Regions from separate parts of the Homo sapiens genome. Here regions 1 and 2 are each linked to region 3. Evidence: chromatin contacts called from ENCODE Hi-C or POLR2A ChIA-PET data. All regions are on one chromosome and are shown on one strand. Each heading gives the region's core, a stretch centred on a gene start or an enhancer-like site at or near the end of the contact. The rest is flanking DNA. Distances are from core to core; before and after follow the strand shown. Region 1 holds the start of TRIM7 (tripartite motif containing 7). Region 2 holds the start of TRIM41 (tripartite motif containing 41). Region 3 holds the start of SQSTM1 (sequestosome 1).

Region 1 (2,576 bases), core at 77-2,576, 1.4 Mb after region 3:
TCCGGCAGCCCTACCCCTAGTCGTCTCCTCTACTCTCCGCCCCCCCACCAGGAAGCCCCGTGGCTGGGAGAGTTGGAGCAGGATGGGCCAGCAAGGAGAGACTGGGGACTGCCGCCCGAGCCTCCCCGCCCCGCCCTCACCCCTGCACACACCCTCGCTGAGGCTCAGCGAGAAAATAGCAAAGAAAGGGCCCCCAGAATCGACAGCGTTGGCACAGTCAGACGGCTCTAGGTGCGCGGCTTAACCCGGGAGCCCCCTCCCTGGACATCTTGGCGAGGTCCTCTCACTCAGTTCCACGAGGTGGGGACTTTGAGCAGAGCCCGCTTCGGGGAAAGAGATAAGAGTGGGGGCAGCGGCTGCGTGGCTGTGCCGGAGACTTCCCGCGGGCAGAGAGCTGCGGAGACGCAGACCAGGCTAGAGGCTCCGAACAGACAGGAAGAACATCGCCAAGTCCGTGGGGGACGTCGCGCAGGCGGCCCAGTATCTGGCCCAGAGGGAAACGCAGTGGGGGTGGGGTGGGGGTATTGGTGATGTTGGGGGTGACAGAGAACCGCGCTCAGCCCGGGAACCAGCGCTGGGCTTCCTGGAATGGAGAAAGAAGGGAGGGGCTCACCCGGGCCTCCTGATCGACAGGCTGTTCTCTGCACCCCGTGCGCGGGAGCGCGGGACCAAGTCAGGGGGTCCCGGGGACCCACGGGGTGGGTGGGGGCTGCGCTCACCTTGGCCTCCTGCACCGCCTCGTCCAGCGGCAGCACGGCGTGCTCGCGGTGCTCGCGGGCGCGGTCGCACACCACGCAGATGGCGCGTCCGTCGTCCTGGCAGTAGAGCTTGAAGGGTTCGCCATGCTGCCCGCAGCGGGCAGCCGCTGCCCGGGCCGCGGCCGCCTGAGACCCGTGCTCTCCCGGGGCAGCCGCGGGCAGGCTGAAGCGCCGCAGGAGCGTGGCCACTGCCGCCAGCTGCCGGTTGGGCCGCAGCTGACTGGGGCGCGCGGGCTCGCGGCACTGCGGACAGGGCAGTGGGAAGGGGGGCGCGCGGGTGGCGGCCCCAACAGACCCCGCGCCCGGGCGCTCCCAGCAGCGCCCTATGCAGGCGCGGCAGAAGCTGTGGCCGCACTCGACGGACACCGGCTCACGAAAGAGCTCTAGGCAGATGGAGCACGTCGCCTCGCCCTGCAGCTCTGCCGCCAGCGCTAGAGCCTCGGCGCCGGTTCCGGGGCCGGTCCGCGGTCCCACAGCCGCCATGCGCGCTCTCCGCGCACCCAGATCTGGTCGCGCCTGGGCGGCCACTGGACCTCACAGGACGCGGAGCTGGGCGCCGAGGGCCCACTGGGAGAGGAAGGGCGGGGCTGCCACTGGGCAGGCAGAGACTCGAGCCCGGGGCGCGCCCGGCTGGGAGCCGGGAGGGGAGGCGCACGTTGACTACGGGCCATTCAAGTGCGGGACAGCGCCCTGCGCCCCGGATCTGCGCTCCACCAGCCCCCGCCCTGGCCAGCGGCCTCTCCCCCTCGCCCCCGTCCCTCAGACTCTCCAGGCCGCCCCAGCCTGACCCAGTCAGCCGCGGGAAACGGGCCGCGACAGGTGGGCGCACAAATGCTGCCAGCGCCACTCCCGGTTTCCGACCGAGGCCGACCCAGCATCGCCGGGGCAAGGGCCTGGCGCTCGGGCCACGGTGTCAGGTTCCGCCAGCGCAGGTTCGCCCCGGCCCTGTGCTGAGTTAAATTTAGAGACTGGAACCTGGTCCTGTCCCCTCACGCGCAAGCGTGGCCTTGTATCCATTCCATTACCTTTTCTGCGACTGTCCTCCGGCTTCTTTACTCTTTACTTAGTATTTGAACAGATAACACATTTATAATTTCCCATTGTATTCAGTATTATTCCCCCCCCACCGCACACACACACACACACACACACACACACACAAACCTCAGCGCTCTCTTGTCCCCCAGCTGTCTCCACAGCCCCGCAGCAGAGCTGCCTGTGTTATCCGCTTCCACACCCTCTCTCCTCGCTCACTCTGGAGGCCACTTGGATCAAGCTTTCGCCCGCACCCTCCTCAGAAACCGCCCTTGCCAATGTCACCGGGAACTTCAGCAATTCTCACCCAAAGGCGAAGACCTCGCCTCACCTCATCTGCCCCCGGATGCTCCCTCCTTCCCGACTTCCCTTCTCAGGGCCTTCCAGGACCCAGTGTCCCCGATCTTCTTGCTGTTCCTGAACCCCGTGGCCTCTGCGCTGGCTGTTCCCCTTGCGTGGACCTCTTTTCTCCCACCACCTGCATGCTCCCTCCCACCTCATTCAGGTCTTGTTTCAAACGTCTCTGCCCACGAAGCCCGCCCCGAACGCGCACACTGTGTAAAGTCGTCTCTTAGCGCGCTCCCTTCTCAGGGCCGGCTCTGTGCCCGCACTCTATCTCCTCTGGAATGTCAGCTTTCAGATGGACTGTACTAGGTTTGTTCACGGCTGAATCCTGTTTTTAGAGCAGTTCTTGGCAAGCTCAGTAAGGTTTTCTTGGATTAAACTTGGTTCGAAATTCAAAAGAGGAGCCGCAGTTCACGGTGGAAAGTAGGCCCATCGCCT
Region 2 (3,259 bases), core at 168-2,667, 1.4 Mb after region 3:
AAGTTCTAACACCCACTGTTGGTGAATCTGCTACCCACTAGGTCTTGGTACAGAGAATACCATTTGTGCACTTAGGTAACACAACTTGCCTTAACCTTTCCAAAAAGCGAAATTACGCCCAACGTGGGGCTCGAACCCACGACCCTGAGATTAAGAGTCTCATGCTCTACCGACTGAGCTAGCCGGGCGGCCATGTCTGTATTCTAACTTTGTCTCTGAAGATGGAGGTTACCCTCAGAGGTGTAAGCACGTTTCCACTGTGCAAATACTAAGAAGCGCCTGCGCCTGGCTCTGTTCTAGGCACTAGAGCCGAGGATCTGAAATCTACGGATTCCTGTACATGTGATGGCTGCATAGGCTTCAGAAGGGAAGAGCAAGAGATTAGGTGAGGGGCGAGACCTGAATTTACTTGAGTAGTGCTCTCCTTCAGTTTTGCCCCAGTCCGTGTTCCTCCGAAGCGCAGGGACACACATGTCCTTCCTGCCACGTAAGGCCGGCCTCGGGAGAGAATCTCCCGAACAGACCAAAACGTGTTTCCGCCCGGTTTCGAACCGGGGACCTTTCGCGTGTGAGGCGAACGTGATAACCACTACACTACGGAAACCACCTTGGCTACTTTCCTGCCGGCATCGTCCTGAAGACACACACGGCTGAGACGGCCGGGATAGCTCTAGGCAAGCGCCCTTGTAGGACAGGCCCGGGGACCCCTGCCGCGGCCGGCTGAGCGGTGTCCAGGTTCTGGAGCCGGACTTGTCCACCGCAGCCGAGTCCGCAGGTCCTGTAATGGCCTAGCATAGTTCACCCACGAGGGTTCGTGGTTTTTGGCGCGTTTGATCTGACATACTCAGAGGCCTGACCACCCCCCTAGGAAGCGCGACGTCCATCTGGAGTTTTCCCGCGAGCCGCCTTGAGAGCAGGGTAAGTTCTGCAGGCCCAGCCCTGGCGTCACGCTGTGTCTGGCACTCACTGGAGATTCTGTACATAAATCATGGCCCCGTCATTTTTCTCGCATCAAACAACATTTATTTATTTATGTATCGACATCAAATCTCTATAAAAATAAAATTTAAAGAGCTATTTAAGCATCAAGTATTATTTCTACCGCACAAAGCATCTATTTTTGCAGAGATGCTGTGAGAATGTAGATGTAATGATTCGTCACCACTTCTTCACTGCTGGGCAGTTAGGGAAGTTCATCTAAACCATGAGACAGTGTCCGGTTGGCAGTTTCTACCTCGGATGCGAAACGCCGACTACAGTTGGGGAAGGGTGGGGCGTCTGCTGCCCTAACCCGCGAAGCGCTTTCTCAGGCCCCGCCCCCGGTCCGACCCGGACGACCCTCTGAGTCCTCCACAACGAAGTCGTCTGCCTAGAAGGGCCGGAAGTACTTCAGGGCGCGCCGCGGACCCACCCCCTCGCTTCCGGCATCGGCTGTGGGGAGTACCGGCTGCAGTCGGCTGTGCCGGGAGGGTAGGATGGCGTCTGGCCGATGCGGTGATAGCACCGAAAGCAGACGGCCGCCAGGCGCTCCCCCTACCCCCCGAAGTTTCTCCCCAGCGGCGGGGGATGGGGGTAGGCGGTTCCTCTGTTCTTTCTGCGTTCCCCGCGGCCTCTTACCACAGAGACGCGGGCCTCCACCGTCCTAGCCCTCCCGCCCTGTTCTCTAGTGCGGACTAGAGCGTCTCCTCGCCATTTCCTGTCGCCCTGGGGCCCCGCGGGGAAAAAGGGGGAGTAGCAGGACAGCGGAGGGAAGTCGCGAGCTTAGGTGGTGTGTAGACGCCGGAAGTGTTGGGAAGGAGGCCGGAAGCTAGGGGCGGGGCCAGGAAGTGAGGAGGGGCGGGGGTTTATGAGGAGTCCAAGGGAGCATTGGGGCAGACTTGTACTCAGAGCCACCTGAGGGACTTGGCGGTGGCGCCCAGCACTGTCCCCTCCCCTCGTAGAGACACGGTTGTCGTTTGGGAGTAGGGAACACTGTGTTGGGGTGGGTTGTCGGCAGGACATCTCTCTGGCTGCTCTTGGGGCGAGGTGTGGAGGGGCAGGGCTGGGGGTGGAGCCGGGTCGCCAGGGCGTCGGTAGGGAAGACCCCCGCCCCTCGCCCCCCCACCGAACCTCTACACTGGCTGGCTGGACACTAAGATGGCTGCCGTTGCCATGACACCCAACCCTGTGCAGACCCTTCAGGAGGAGGCGGTGTGCGCCATCTGCCTCGATTACTTCACGGACCCCGTGTCCATCGGCTGCGGGCACAACTTCTGCCGAGTTTGTGTAACCCAGTTGTGGGGTGGGGAGGATGAGGAGGACAGAGATGAGTTAGATCGGGAGGAGGAGGAGGAGGACGGAGAGGAGGAGGAAGTGGAGGCTGTGGGGGCTGGCGCGGGGTGGGACACCCCCATGCGGGATGAAGACTACGAGGGTGACATGGAGGAGGAGGTCGAGGAGGAAGAAGAGGGTGTGTTCTGGACCAGTGGCATGAGCAGGTCCAGCTGGGACAACATGGACTATGTGTGGGAGGAGGAGGACGAGGAGGAAGACCTGGACTACTACTTGGGGGACATGGAGGAGGAGGACCTGAGGGGGGAGGATGAGGAGGACGAGGAGGAAGTGCTGGAGGAGGTTGAGGAAGAGGATCTAGACCCCGTCACCCCACTGCCCCCGCCTCCAGCCCCTCGGAGGTGCTTCACATGCCCTCAGTGCCGAAAGAGCTTTCCTCGGCGGAGCTTCCGCCCCAACCTGCAGCTGGCCAATATGGTCCAGGTGATTCGGCAGATGCACCCAACCCCTGGTCGAGGGAGCCGCGTGACCGATCAGGGCATCTGTCCCAAACACCAAGAAGCCCTGAAGCTCTTCTGCGAGGTAGACGAAGAGGCCATCTGTGTGGTGTGCCGAGAATCCAGGAGCCACAAACAGCACAGCGTGGTGCCATTGGAGGAGGTGGTGCAGGAGTACAAGGTGAGAGAAGTACAGAGAGAAGATGGGAGTTTAGTGGGGGGATGGAGAGGAAGTAAGGGGACCTGGGAAAAGGAAACATCTCTTCACCCACCAAAGAACCTCATGGTATTGGTGAGCCAAGTTTGCTTATCTAAGCACTTACTGCCACCAAGGTGGATTAGAATGAGAAGGATTCTGTACACAGAGCAGATGCAGTGAAGACGACCAGGGAAGGATGGCTTCCTCAAAGCAAATAGAGCAAAGCCGGTGATGCCAGATCAGGTCTCTAGGGCTTTACCAGAAGTCTCGTTTTCTTTCGGGTGAGTCTTAA
Region 3 (3,394 bases), core at 717-3,216:
AGAAGGGGGAGAGTGTCTGTCTGGCTCCAGCCGCTGCACGCTCTTCCTGCTCAGGGGACTCACGGTGACCCCGGAGCCACTCCCCAGCCCAGCCTCCAGGTAAGAGGTCACTGAGATGGGTGGCAGCAGGGGCCGGGGATCCCCCTATTACGACAGCGGTCATGGGACGCTGACTCACTGCCGGCCAGACCACCTGACCTCCGCGGCGGGAGGAGAGGGCCCTGCCAGGGGGTTCCCGCCGCGCCTTGTTTACCTCCGGGAGGCCTCGGCCTCGCGTGGGGGCAGGGCGGCCGCTGGGGCCGCAAGGCGTGCGGGGAAGGGCCAGAGCCGGGTGTCCACCCCAGCTTCCCAAAGACTCCCTCTTCTGTGCTTCCTTCTCCCCTCCCCGCCCCCCCCCCAGTCTCTTCACATGCCCCTAGCCCCCGCGGAAACTTCCCGCGATCCCAAACGGGCCAAATGGCGAGAAAGCAAAGGAGCTCCTTCTTGGGGGTGAGTGGGGCGCCTTGAGCGCTTCCTCAAAGCTATGTTCCCAGAGCCACAGGCCTTCCTTGTGTCCCTCACCCTGCTCAGACCGGGCCATAGCCGGGGGCTGGGGCAGGAAAGCCGGCCCTCGGCGGGGGCCACGTGGCTCTCAGGCGCCTGGGCTGCTGAGTCACGCTTGGCCAGCACCTGTCTGTAGGCCACAGCCTCTGCCAGCACGCCCCTCTGTGTCCCCTGCCCCTGTCTGCAAGGCAGTGGCTCCAGCAGGCCCTGGGGCATTTTCCACTCTCCACCGCCGGATGCAGGGAGAGGCCTGAACCCTCTCCACAGGGCTGCTCTGGGCAGGGTGGAAGCCTTGCCCACTTCGGAGCCCTCCGGGAAGGATCATTCACACCTGTGGACCAGCCCCTGCTGTGCGCACACCCACACATCACCTTCGCACCTGACTGGCCCCATCCAGCCACTCTTGCCTCCCTCTGGGTTTCCTCCCCTGGGAGGTTTCTCCAGCTCCTGCAAGCCCTGGGCTGAAATGGCATGAGTTGGACCCAGCAGGTTCTGACCTCCTACTCACAGGACCTTGCCTGGGAGGCTCCAGAGGGTGACCACTCGTCCTGCCCCTCTCCTTGCCCCAGTTCTGGCGGACAGGTTACTCTGGTGGCATAAAGCAGTGTTTCTTCCTTCCTAGCTGAGGAGGCTGTTGGCTGACCCCCTTGGCTGCCCACAAGGCCAACGGGCCTGAGCCCCCACAGGGCCATGGGCATTACCTGCTGAATTGAGGAGCCCATAAGGAGTCACTTGGACCACAGTGAACACTTGGCGACCACTGACACTCAGGAGACCTTAGCTGGTCCTCCAGCACCTCTCAACTCCACTCCTACTAAACTGGGAACTTCTCTGGTGCTCAGGCCAGAGTCGGGGTCCGTCACCGAGTATGCTATGCGCTGCCCATCACCGAGGATGCCATGCGCTGTAAGAGGGCTGCCACCGCGGCAGGCTGACCATGGCAGGGTCGGAACAGCAACCTGAGAGCCAGCTTGTTCTGGCCAGCAGTGCCCACTGGGCGACCTAGCAGCCTCCTGATATGGGGGCTGTGTCCCCCTCTCCCTGCACTGGGTACCCCCAACTGAGGATATTGCTGAGTCATGGCCAGGCCCAAGCCTGGGAGGGGCGAGGGGCTGGACCCCCGCCAGTACCCTGATCCCAGGTGCAGAGGCTGGAGCCCAGGCCTGTATGAGTGCCAGGGCCGGTTTCCTGGGGTCCTTGGTGCACCGGGGCAATGAAGAGAGGGGTCAGCAATGAGGGGGCCGGGAGACCTGGAGCGAGGGGTAGCGGGGAAGGGGAGAGTAGTGAAGGGGCCTCTGCAGGGCGGCTCTCGCGCCGCGACGACGGTGGCGGGGGCGGGGAGGGCGCGAGAGACTCCGCCCCTCTCGAGGCGGGGCGGGGCCTCCGCGTTCGCTACAAAAGCCGCGCGGCGGCTGCGACCGGGACGGCCCGTTTTCCGCCAGCTCGCCGCTCGCTATGGCGTCGCTCACCGTGAAGGCCTACCTTCTGGGCAAGGAGGACGCGGCGCGCGAGATTCGCCGCTTCAGCTTCTGCTGCAGCCCCGAGCCTGAGGCGGAAGCCGAGGCTGCGGCGGGTCCGGGACCCTGCGAGCGGCTGCTGAGCCGGGTGGCCGCCCTGTTCCCCGCGCTGCGGCCTGGCGGCTTCCAGGCGCACTACCGCGGTGAGCGGGCCGGGGAGCGGCGGGGGCGGTGACGCAGGCCGGACACGGCCTCCTGCCGCGGGGTGGCTGCCCCCTCCCTTCTCGGCGACGCCTGGCGGGCCGTGAGGGGGTCTGCGCTGGCTGCTCCCTGGATGGCGGTGGCCTGCATGGGTCCCCAGTTCGGCCATGGGAGCCGGCCTGGTGACTGGAGTGGTGACCAAGGCCGGGACCCGCTGCTCAGCGTCGGCCCCCTGGGGCGGTGGAGCCCTGCCGGCCGGGGGCTCGAGCCTGGGGGCGTCAGACGCCCCGCTCCACCCCCCGCGCTGTTGGGGATTTTGGCAAGGACGCGCCGGGGCGAACGCTCTGGCTCTCCGCGGGCACTGGGTGGTCAGGCGGGCACTCGGGTTACACTGACACCTTGCTGCGCCAGGTGGTGGGTTCAGATAATGCCCTGGAGGAGCCGGGCGAGCGCCGGCGAGGGGAGGGAGTGACGCGGGTAAACAAGCGCGGGGGTGCGGGGGACTCGCGAGCGCCGCGACAGCGCCTGGGAGAAGGGCACGGATCGCCGGCGGAACGCTCCGAGCCAGGTCGAGTACAGATGTTTTCCCATTGGCAAGTGGACGAGAACGTTCTTCAGAAGTGTTGGTGTTGGCACAGAAGCCCTGTTTCCTGCTGCGCTGGTGTGACCAGTGGCTGCTGGGGGTGGGGTTAGGGAGGTGGTTGTGGCCAGGAGGGCGGGAGGTGGCCAAGGCCGGCCCCTGGGAGGGTGCAGTGCTAGGACCTCCCTCTGGAGCGCTGCCAGCATACCAGGCCCTCTCCTATTCTTAAAAAAAAAAAAATTGTGATGTTATTGAGCTGTAACTGAAATAAGGGTTCACCCATTTAGTGTACAAGTCAGTGGTTTTCACTATTTTCATAGGTTTGTGGACCATATTCAGTGTGAGAGCTTTTCATCACCTTATAAACGCCATACATACCTTTTATCACCCTCTTATCCACATGCCCCCAGCAACCTCCTTTCTGTATCTATTCATCTTGCAATCCTGGACATTTCATGTAAATAGAATCAGACAATGTAGTCTTGCAAGTGGTTTCTTTCACTTAGTGTAATGTGTTCAGTGTTGTGGCACATATCAGAACTAGTTTTTTTTGGAGGAATAATATTCTGTTGTGTGGACAGGCCATGTTTTGTTTACCTGTTCATTAGTTGAC

What was found. A loop is a pair of places that touch in the nucleus more often than their neighbours do. ChIA-PET counts read pairs that join two places held with the same protein, here RNA polymerase II (POLR2A). Pooled maps may share reads with other maps.
Region 1: a pooled map shows a loop between it and region 3 (6-fold over the local background). The contact joins the promoter of TRIM7 here to the promoter of SQSTM1 in region 3. A Hi-C loop is called at or near these places in 7 of 50 pooled maps. POLR2A ChIA-PET finds 5 or more read pairs at or near these places in 3 of 52 experiments (GM10248, OCI-LY7 and endothelial cell of umbilical vein).
Region 2: a loop to region 3 is called in a map of naive thymus-derived CD4-positive, alpha-beta T cell, with 19 times the contacts of the local background. The contact joins the promoter of TRIM41 here to the promoter of SQSTM1 in region 3. A Hi-C loop is called at or near these places in 1 of 168 maps with a recorded cell type or tissue (naive thymus-derived CD4-positive, alpha-beta T cell), 1 of 37 single-sample maps with no recorded cell type and 8 of 50 pooled maps. POLR2A ChIA-PET finds 5 or more read pairs at or near these places in 1 of 52 experiments (H1).

What each region holds. Positions count from the first base shown.
Region 1 is chr5:181,203,870-181,206,445 of GRCh38, forward strand. TRIM7 (tripartite motif containing 7) reads right to left here and starts at 1,327. Exons shown (of 7, transcript NM_203293.3): 1 at 720-1,327. The coding sequence starts at 1,241. RefSeq lists silencers at 586-655, 696-1,025, 1,286-1,605.
Region 2 is chr5:181,221,864-181,225,122 of GRCh38, forward strand. It overlaps TRIM41 (tripartite motif containing 41), which reads left to right and starts at 1,418. Exons shown (of 6, transcript NM_033549.5): 1 at 1,418-2,949. The coding sequence starts at 2,137. It overlaps TRK-CTT2-3 (tRNA-Lys (anticodon CTT) 2-3), which reads right to left and starts at 188; the gene lies at 116-188. TRV-CAC1-5 (tRNA-Val (anticodon CAC) 1-5) reads right to left here and starts at 604; the gene lies at 532-604. MIR4638 (microRNA 4638) reads right to left here and starts at 770; the gene lies at 703-770. RefSeq lists silencers at 1-206, 457-686, 1,957-2,166 and enhancers at 1,417-1,646, 2,314-3,259.
Region 3 is chr5:179,818,939-179,822,332 of GRCh38, forward strand. SQSTM1 (sequestosome 1) reads left to right here and starts at 1,967. Exons shown (of 8, transcript NM_003900.5): 1 at 1,967-2,203. The coding sequence starts at 1,999. RefSeq lists enhancers at 1-46, 1-948, 2-301, 702-861, 1,469-2,178 and silencers at 292-471, 1,772-2,021, 2,132-2,391, 2,402-2,581.